Linked DNA regions of Homo sapiens: region 2 is linked to region 1. Evidence: read pairs that join two places in POLR2A ChIA-PET (ENCODE). Cell type or tissue: GM12878. All regions are shown on one strand. Links, peaks and the distances in the headings refer to the core of each region. The heading gives the core; the rest is flanking DNA.

Region 1 (5,388 bases), core at 139-5,138:
TATTCAACAGTAAGTTATTTGCTATAAAACACTTCATTTCCTCTTTATTTGGTCTGCTGTGGCCTGAAATGAAATATAGAACAAACTGAAAGGTCTGCCTGGACAGACCTGTCTTCCTGACAAGCGTGGACCTGTCTAAATGAGACAGCTTCTGCAGCCAGCTTTAGATCGATAACTCTAAAATTAAATGTAGGTATGTACATCCAGTAGAAAAGGACAGAGAAAATGAAATACAATACAGAATTCAGTTCAGCATCTAGATTAATCCATAAAACCTAGCTCATTATGTTCCAAATGAGCTACTTTTCTCATCTGTAAAATGGAATAATGGTACCAGTGCAGTCTTTTATATGGTTCCAAGTTGTCTTTTATCAAAGTAAAATAATATATTTGGGTGGGCTTCTGAAGACACTAACATTGATGATGAGGTTTCAACAGGAACAAAGAATACCTTGATAAATTTTCTTGAATGTTTTCTCCTGTCTGTAGTCCTCTTGTCATTCAGACATTCCCTTTCTTGGAGAGTCATCCTGATGCTTTCTGTCCTAACCTTTCTCTCCTCCCCTCTGCCAAGCAGTATTTCTTTAGATTTGTTTCTTCAAATGACTTCAGCAGAGGTAAAGACCCAAAGACAGCTGGCGCTGTCAAACATGACAAAAAATATTCTTAGCCACAGTGGCTCATGCTTGTAATCCCAGCATTTTGGGAGGCTGAGGCGAGAGGAGCGCTTGAGCCCAGGAGTTCGAAGCTGCAGTGAGCTGCCATTGTGCCACTGCACTCCAGCCTGGGCAACAGCCAGGCCCTGTCTCTTAAAAAGTTTTAAAATTTTTAAATATATATGTATGTTCAGCAAAATGAAGCCAGGCATGGTGGCTCACACCTGTAATCCCAGCACCTTGGGAGGCCAAGGTGGGCAGATCGCTTGAGGCCAAGAGTTTGAGACCAGCCTGGCCAACATGTCTGTCTCTACTAAAACCCTGTCTCTACTAAAAATATAAAAATTAGCCGGCATGGTGGTGCATGCCTGTAGTCCCAGCTGTTGGGAGGCTGAGGCATAAGAATCTCTTGAACTTGGGAGAGAGAGGTTGCAGTGAGCCAAGATTGCACCACTGCACTCCAGCCTGGGCAACAGAACAAGACTGTGTCTCAGAAAAAGTTCAGCAAAATGAAACATTGTGATGGATATTTCAAGTTCAGGTTTTACATTAATATCTGGAAGGACACCATAGACTTTGTCAGACTATTGATATAAGCTAGTGATCCAAGGACTATAATTTGAGAAGCATTTCGGGTGGAAAAATTGGCTGTCACTGCCTTTGGCACTATTATTTGTTCAAAAGGTTCCCCAGTCATGGCACACTCATGGAAGAGTTCTCTCTTCCTCCCTCTGTTCGCTTCCCTCTGGCAAAAAGCTTTTGAAATTTTCTGTTCGAGAGTAATCAAAACTATCAGCAAAACGATCTGTTGGAAACTTTCCCTCCAGTCTATTAAGGTAGAGACTGATTCAAAGACAGTATTTTGGTGAAACAATACCCTGAGAGAACTCAGCCTTTTCCGGAAAGTTTTGCAGATGATGCCTCCAGGCATAGTTTTCTTCCTCCTTGAAATGGGGTATTTGTGCCTCTCCAGTGTTTTTCCCCTTGGCTAGGGGGGAAAAAAAAGCATTCTCCTTAGGAAACCTTTCTATTTTAAAAGTCCAGCGGCAAAGGTGGGTGGGGCAGCCCAATTTAGTAAAAAGTAATAATAATAACACTCTTCAGAGTGCAGGTGGCATAAGGAGATTCCAAGAATGGAGAGAATTTGGGTTTGCATGCAGCAGCCTCCTGCAAGGACTAGGCTGCAATGAAAGCCCCAAACAGAGTAACTCTGTGTTCACCTTTTTCTTATCACATACATCTGCATGAATACTCTGGGTAACATCAGAAGTAGGTCAAGGCTAGCAGATCCTTTCTCTGTAGTCTCCCTCATCCAAAATAAAAAAGGCTTAGATCTAAAACAGAGTGAAGAAAGACAAGGAAAAGGAAAAAAATATATGTGTGTTATATATACAACTATAAAGCTAAAAATGGATCTGGATACAAAGAAATCATAGAAAGGGTCAACAAAACAAAAACCTAGTTCTATAGAACAATAGCAAGATAGATAAATTTCTGGTAAAATTGACAATGAAAAAAGAGAAAAGAAGGCTATGAATATGGAGATTATAATTACAGTTTCAGTAGAATTTTTTAAATCCTAAGAATACTATGAACATTAAAAAACTTGGCTGAAATACTTTCTTCAATAAATTAATTTTTAATTCAATAAAAGATGAAAATTAAAATAATACATGATTTTACATTTTCCTTTGTTGACAAAGATTTCTTTTAAATAATGATACTTGAAAAATAGGTGTAAACTCATGCAAACTCTCTGTAATGTAATTTAGCAAAACAGTACAGTTACATTTTGTATGATTTTAATTGAAGTACATTTATTTAAGACGGAGTTTCACTCTTGTTGTCCAGGCTGCAATGGCACAATCTTGGCTCACCACAACCTCCACCTCCTGGGTTCAAGTGATTCTCCTGCCTCAGCCTCCCGAGTAGCTGGCATTACAGGCGTGCGCTACCATGCCCAGCTAATTTTGTATTTTTAGTAGAAACGGGGTTTCTCCATGTTGGTCAGGCTGGTCTCGAACTCCCGATCTCAGGTGATCTGCCCACCTCGGCCTCCCAAAATGCTGGGATTACAGGCATGAGCCACGGCACCTGGCCAAAGTACATTTAAATGTATGATAAACACATCAAGAAAATTTTACTTTATGTGCAAAATTTTTAAATAATACAAAGCTCAGTATTTTTAAAACTTGAAAAACAGCAAAATTACAGAGCTGAAATACTTTTTAATAAATTGTAAAATTGCATTAATTCAAAAATAATACAAATGTATTTAAAACCATTAAATAATTTAAATTCTTATTTCTAAATAAATATGCAAAAAAGTTCAAAGTTTTGGTTGGTAAGACTTACCAAATCTTCATGGACAAATAACCTCTATTCAAATGGTTGCAAAGCATAGAAAAAGAAAAAAAGCACCCCAGTCCATTATAAGCTAATAAAATTTTGATACCAAAACCTGACAAAGCCATAGAAAAGAAAATACTAGACCAATCTAATAAGGAATAAAAAATGATAAATTCTACATATAGTATTATTAAACCAATTTCAATGTGTTTTCACAATATGCATAATAAACATATTGGGTTGATACCATAAATGTAAAGATGGCTTAATATTAGAAAATGTGGCGGGATGCAGTGGCTCACGCCTGTAATCCCAGCACTTTGGGAGGCTGAGGTGGGCAGATCACGAGGTCAGGAGTTCAAGACCAGCCTGACCAACATAGTGAAACCCCATCTCTACTAAAAATACAAAAATTAGCCAGGCGTGGTGGCGCACGCCTGTAGTCCCAGCTACTCAGGAGGCTGAGGCAAAAGAATCACTTGAACCTGGGAGGTGGAGGTTGCAGTGAGCCAAGATCGCACCCCTGCACTCCAGCCTGTGTGAGACTCCAGGGGAAAAAAAAAAAAAAAATATATATATATATATATATATACACACACATATATATATATACACCTATATACGTATATATATGTACATATATACGTATATAGGTGTATATATATATACGTACATGTTTCATGTTCAGGAAATTCCTCCCTATTACTACTTTGCTAAGATAAAAAAATGAGTTGTGAATTACTTTACATTTTCATATATATATATGTATATACATGTACACATATACGTAAGTGTACATATATGTATATATGTATATGTGTAATATATACGTATATATGTATGTACATATATACGTATGTATATATATGAAAATGTAAAGTAATTCACAACTCATTTTTTTATCTTAGCAAAGTAGGAATAGGGAGGAATTTCCTGAACATGATAGAGTTGCTACCAATAACCCAACTCCAGAAGCATTATTTTTAATGTTAATTCATTCAATATTTTTCTTTCAAAATTGACAACAAAACAAAGATAGCTTTTGCCATCTCCATTCAACATTGTACTGAAGCCACTTGTCAATATAATAAGACAAGAAAAACAAATTAGAAGGTATGAAAGTTAGAAAACAAGAAAAATATGATTTATAGGTTATATAGTTGTCTGCTTAAGAAATCCAAGCAAATCCAATAAAGTATCTAATAAAGAGAGCTTAGCAACATTGTTGAATATGAGATCAATATGCAAAAAAGCCACACCCCCTTAGAAAAAATAATTTTTGAAAGGCCTCTCACACATATTGATACAGAATGGCTGAGCTCCTGGCTAAACCCCACCCTCAAGCCTAGAACCCCTAACCTAAGTGAAAACAGCCGATCCTGAAGGGCTGGGCTTCTGGCTAAACCTCACCCTCAAGCCTGGAACCTTGGCCCTAAGTGAAAACAGCTGACCCCATTTTTCGTCCCAAATAATTGCCTTTTGGCCCACCCTGCCCCCTATCCTGTGCCCATAAAAACCAGACCAGCTGGCAGAAAAAAAAAAGGAAAAGAGAAGCACAAGCAGCTGACTGGCGGGGATACAAGCAGCCAAGCAGCAAGCAGAGAGGCAACTAAGCATCAGAGGCTATGGATAAATGTGGCTAACTTCAGAGGGTGCAGTTTCAGAAGGGTGCCCAGCAAGAGACAGCTGGGCTTCAGGGAAAGATCACCTTTTTCCCACACCATCCCCTTTCCAGCTCCCCTTTCACCAAGAGCCACTTCCACTGCTCAATAAAGTCTTCTGCATTCATCTTTTAAACAGTTCATTTGACCTGATTCTCCCTGGACACCAAACAAGAACTCAGGGTCAAAAAGGGCAGGTGCAGGAGGCTGTCACCCTGACCCTTCACTGAGCTGTTAACACTTAGCCATCCATGGACTGCAGGCTGAGTGAAATGAGCCACTCCATTCCTGTCCATGAAGGGGGTCAAGGTCAAGGGAACAAATACCATCTCAATATTAGCAACAAATTTTTTTAATTTTTTTATTTTTTTTTGAGATGGAGTCTAGCTATGTTGCCCAGACTGGAGTGCAGTGGCACTATCTCGGCTCACTGCAACTTCTGCCTTCCAGGTTCAAGTCATTCTCCTGCCTCAGCCTCCTGAGTAGCTGGGATTACAGGCATGCACCACCACGCCCAGCTAATTTTGTATGTTTAGTAGAGACGGGGTTTTACCATTTTGGCCAGGCTGGTTTTGAACTCCTGGGCTCCAGTGATCTGCCCACCTTGGCCTCACAGAGTGCTGGGATTACAGGCATGAGCCACTGTGCCTGGCCCATATTAGCAACAAGTCTTTATTATAACTTTAATGGAAACTAACAGGAAAGTACAGTGCCTATATGGA
Region 2 (5,388 bases), core at 136-5,135, 230 kb after region 1:
CACGGTGGCTGCTCACGCCTCTAATCCCAGCACTTTGGGAGGCCGAGGTGGGCAGATCACCCGAGGTCAGAACTTCGAGACCAGCCTTGCCAACATGGTAAGGCCCTGTCTCTACTAAAAATACAAAAATTAGCCAGGCTTGGTAACATGTGCCTGTAATCTCAGCTACTCAGGAGGCTGAGGCAGGAGAATCGTTTCAACCCAAGAGGCAGAGGTTGCAGTGAGCCAAGATCACGCCACTGCACTCCAGCCTGAGTGACAGAGCAAGACTCCATCTCAAAAAAAAAAAAAGTTCAGTTCTCCCTTTGGGAGGCCAAGGAGGGAGTATTGCTTGAGTTCAGAAGTTTGAGACCAGCCTAGGGAACATAGGAAGAACCCCATCTCTACAAAAAATTAAAAAGTAGCCAGTCATGGTGGCACACAACTGTTGTCCCAGCTACTCAGGAGGCTGAGATGGGAAGATGGTTTGAACCCAGGAGGTCAAGTCTGCAGTGAGCCATGATCATGCCACGGCACTCCAGCCTGGGTGACAGAGCGAGACCCTGTCTCAAAAAAAAAAAAATTTTATATATATATATATATATATATATATATATATATATATATATATATATAGTTAAAGAAGTTCAGACCTTCATGACATGGCAATACCTATCTGCAAGGGAGGCTAGTAGGTGGAGTCTGTAGCTGAGCAGTCACCTGGTCTTCTGCAATTCCTATCACTAATAGGAAGGTGGAGAGAATGGATACTTAGGGAGAATTGGCAATCTCTGCTGGGGGGGGCGGGGCCGAAGAATGAAGAGTGTTAATGCCCTGAATTGAAATTTTTTTGTTTGGTTTAGACTCTTTCCTGGTTTCTAAGCCTACATATTCAGATACATACAGGACATTTCCACTTGGATATCCAACAGGCACTTGAAACAGCATGCATGGTGATTGTCCTCTAGATTCCGTTAATCTCCCCTGATTCCTTTAATAATGGAACACCAGAATTTTCAATGGTACATAGCCGCCCAAGTGAAAACATTTTCTGGCCTCTCTTACATCTAGCTATGGTGTTTGGATTAAGATTGATCAACAAATGTGAGCAGAGTGAATGTAAGCAGAAATGATGAGCTCAGCCTCTGAATCACTCCCCCAAAGAAAAGGTGTGTGTGCAGTGTGTCCATGATGGCCAGGGCTGGAGCAATTATCCCAGATCTTGATATGAAAACCACATGTTGTGAATGACAGAAAAAAAGGGTAGAAGGAGCCTAGGTCTCCAAAAGTTTTGAGCTGCCTGAGCCACCTATTCTGACATTTAAAGAACTGAAAGATAAACTTTATCTTTCTTTAAGCAATTGTATTTGGAGGTGTCTATCATAACACCTCAACCAGGAACCCTAACTACCTCTCCAGTGCCTCTAAGTATATGACCACAAAAGTTTCTGAGTTTCCTGAGCCAGAACAAATAAGTCATCCCTGACTTCCTTTCTCTTCTTCATGTCCAATACCAAACATGCCCATTTCTGTCCATTTTACCTCCTAAATATTTTAGTCCATCTTTGTTCTAATCCTAACTAATAATGCCTGGGTCCTGCTTCTCTTGCTTGGACATGTTTATAGCTGCTCTTTCCACCTCTAGCCTTGTCTACCGTCAATCCATTCTTCCAAGGCACAAATAGAATCACACCTCCCTCTGTCTGAAATCCCTCAATGATTCCCCATTCTCTACAGGATCAAATCCAAGCTCTTTAGCAAGACACTCAAAGCTCTTCATGATGTGGCCCCTGTTCAGCCAGCTGATCTCTCATTATGGCCCCGACATACCACACTACTTTCTATATCAGCGCTTTTGCATATACTATTGCCTCTGCCTGAAAATCTCTGTACTTCCCTGTCTTCATTAAAAAAAAAAAAAGTTTTCTTCTTTAAAACCTAGCCAGATACTGGCTGCAATGTGCTGCTTTTTCATTTTGTGCATGATTGAATTGTTATATTTCTCACATTCAGCAATACATTGCTCCTTTATATCCTGTAAGTTCATTGAAAGCCCAGACTGGAGTGCAGTGGTGCGATCTCGGCTCACTGCCACCTCCGCCACCCAGGTTCAAGCAATCCTCCTGCCTCAGCCTCCCAAGTAGCTGGGATTACAGGTGCGTGTCACCATGCCTGGCTAATTTTTGTATTTTTAGTAGAGGCGGGGTTTCGCCATGTTGGCCATGCTGTTTTTTGTTTTGTTTTGTTTTGTTTTGTTTTGTTTTGTTTTGTTTGAGGCAGGTTATTACTCTGTCACCCAGGCTGGAGTACAACGGCGTGAACTCAGCTCCCTGCAACCTCTGCCTCCTGGGCTCCAGCGATCCTCCCACCTCAGCCTCCCGAGTAGTTGGGACCATAGGCACGCGGCACCATGCCCAGCTAATTTTTTGTGTTTTTAGTAGAGACAGGATCTCACTATGTTGCCCAGGCTGGTCTCAAACTCCTGAGCTCAAGTGATCTGCCCACCTCGGCCTCCCAAAGTGCTGGGATTACAGGCATGAGCCACCACACCTGGCCATGAATCTTATTCATTTCTGAATAGCAAGTTGTGAGATTCAATATGAAATAGATTGATAGATGAACGGATGAATGGAAGAATGGGTGAAAACACTAAATGAAAGAAGATTAGAAAACAGATTGAAAATACAGTGTACCACCAGACCTGGCAGTAGCAGCTATCTCAGGCTACCTTATGAGTAGCTTACTCTGAAACTCAGCTATCTAAAAGCAACCTTCAGCATCATCTAAAACGCATTTCCAGCTACCAACTGAACAGGGAACTTGGGACTATGTTCGTGCTTTCTCCTGAAAACAAAACAAAACAAAAAAAGGAACTTGGGAAACATAGATTACGAACGCAACTATGATTATTTTTTAAATTTCTAGAACGATTGCCTTGGTTATATTTTGTCTGTCTCCCTACAACAGGAAAACTCAAAGCTATAAGGACATATTTGCTTCCTTTCAGCACACACATAAAAAAGACAATAAGATCTGAAAATACAAAACCTCATGCTGAGGAAAATCTGAAGGCTATTCAACCCCAAAAGAGAAAGTAGGCAGCGGCAAGTAAGAATACAGGCTGAGTCCCTGGGGATTTGAAAGGACGATCAAAGGTCCCCTTAAGAAGCTCTTCTTGTCCTTAATCAAGAGTTCCCAGAGTTTTCTGAAGAGAGCTTTAAACACATTGAAGTCCACCTGCTCTTTTTGCAAATTCAGAATTGCAAATTAAACAGTTATCTAAGTTTATATAACTATCCAGTAGCAGAACTAAGACTATATTGTCAAAACACATAGAAACAAATGGACTCTGTGAAAACCATCCTGGAAATTACCAAACTAGTTCAGAAAAGAAAAAAAAAATGTGTAAGGATTTTACATAATAATATAGTCTATTCAAAGTTCACAATATGCAACACAGATATCCTTCAAAACCTTATGTCAAGGGTCAGGGGAGGACTGGTGGTTTCAGTGGAATAGCATTGGAACATGCTCAATCTAAATTCAGATGGGTTTGGGCATGACTGGATGTTTGATGGAATCGCCCATGCAGGGCTATTTACTAGAAAAGTGAGAAGCTTTTTTGCTAAAAACCCATCATAAGGAAAGGAAACATGTGGCATGCATGCTTAGGCGAAGCACACTGGTAAGGACCAGAAGGAAGGTGTCATTTTCAGTACAGCGTTGTGTTTGCAGCTCAGATTTTTCTCCAGCACGATCCCTTTCCCCTAAGGATCTGTGCTGGAGCCCTGTGGATATAAATTGTAAACAGAAAAGGACTGGATTTAGACATCTATGAGGACACTAAAACACAAGGCAGAATTGTTCTTTAAAGAATTTAGTCTGTATAATGAAGTGTGGGTCAAAGGAACCAGAGAGAGGGCAAAAGGTATTTTCTGTAAGCAGCAAGCTGGCTTTAGGGGTAGGGAAGGAGGACTCAAGGGAGAACATCTCTCACAGGACCTAGGGATTCAAGGACTTGAGAAATGAGCCAGACCAGCCTCCTCCCAGCATAGAGAAGGACCACTTAAAAAACATACTGTGTTCATAGCCTATAATCAATTTTTATGTTTTTCTTTTCTCTTTAAAAGTCTGTCATTCGCAATTTTTCACATGCTTTATAGTCTTCATGATTTTTCACCCACTTCACAATAGCCCATTAAATGACTATGCTGAGATTTGCTTAACCATCCCCCAAATTTAAGCATTTACGTTGCTTCAAATGTTGTAAAGAACATATATCTTCAATAGCCTTTCCCTGAATCAATGCATTCTAAATTCCTGGGAGGAGTTGGATATTGAGTCAAAGTCAATAAACAATTTTCATTCTCAATAAATATAATCAAATCAGCTTTCTATGATGATTTTTTTCCTTCAAAATGTGCTCTTACCAAAAATAATAAAAAAAATCATTTTCATTACTTTTTCTTCAAATTTGGGGTATTGTCATTTTAAGAATTTCAACTTCTATCTTACAATTTTTCTTCTTTTCTTTGTTATTTCATTAAGTGGGGAGTGGCATCTTATTGCTTCCTTTCCCTTGATTTCCAATGGAGATTTTTTTTTTCACATTTACTTAACTTCATTATCTTTTGAAATTATCTTATTTCCTTTGCTCCTTAAAATTCTGTTGAACTCTGCCCTCTAATAATTTTTCATAGGCTTTAGAAAACTCTAAATACAATCTTTAGACTTTGTGCCCAAGTACAAAAGGAATCATAGATGCAGATTATAAATGAATGTAAAATAATATCTATATAAACAATGCATAAAATAAGTTACAGTTTTTATAATTTTATACTATCTTGTTGGACAAAGGGGGTTGATTACTGATGTAATCAATTGTTGATGCTTACTAATATGATGTATATTTCTGAAAAGATGGCAAAAGATGTAAGAACCTAAAAAATATTATGTATAGATTTTATACGAATGTATACACATAAAAGTACAACTCATGAATAAAAAACACATGTCCTCATAATAATAGTTACCATTAAAGAGTAGCTGCTAGGTGCCTGGAACTTTATTTAACAAATTTTTCTTTTTTTTTTTTTGTGAGACAGAGTCTTGCTCAGTCACCCAGGCTGAAGTGCAGTGACACTATCTCGGCTCACTGCAGCCTCAACCTCCTGGACTCAGGTAATTCTCCCACCTCAGTCTCCCAACTAGTCAGGACTGTAGGGACGTGCCACCATGCCCAGCTATTTTTTTTTTTAATATCTTTTGCAGAGAAAGCATTTTGCCCTGTAGCCCAGGCTGGTCTCAAAGTCCTGGGCTCAAGCGATCCTTTTGTCTCAGCTTCCCAAAGTGTTGGGATTACAGGTGTGAGTCACTGCACCTGGCCACAGATTTCTTATTCTTATAACA

The links. ChIA-PET counts read pairs that join two places held together with the same protein. Peaks named below come from ENCODE experiments on the same cell type or tissue, not always from the same donor. Only the 100,000 strongest peaks of a DNase experiment are listed, where the experiment ranks them.
Region 2: POLR2A ChIA-PET joins it to region 1 with 6 read pairs; 3 of 35 experiments call an interaction of 5 or more read pairs at or near these places.

What each region holds. Positions count from the first base shown.
Region 1 is chr9:111,040,630-111,046,017 of GRCh38, forward strand. LOC124902248 (a long non-coding RNA gene) reads left to right here. Exons shown (of 2, transcript XR_007061732.1): 2 at 1-2,330. Among named protein-coding and RNA genes, the nearest start is that of LPAR1, 4.9 kb to the left of the region's middle. In GM12878, for the core only: no CTCF peak of the experiment used is centred there; no DNase peak of the experiment used is centred there.
Region 2 is chr9:111,273,824-111,279,211 of GRCh38, forward strand. All of the region lies in intron 1 of LOC105376219 (a long non-coding RNA gene), which reads right to left. Among named protein-coding and RNA genes, the nearest start is that of MIR7702, 5.3 kb to the left of the region's middle. In GM12878, for the core only: no CTCF peak of the experiment used is centred there; a DNase peak (open chromatin) is centred at 3,066.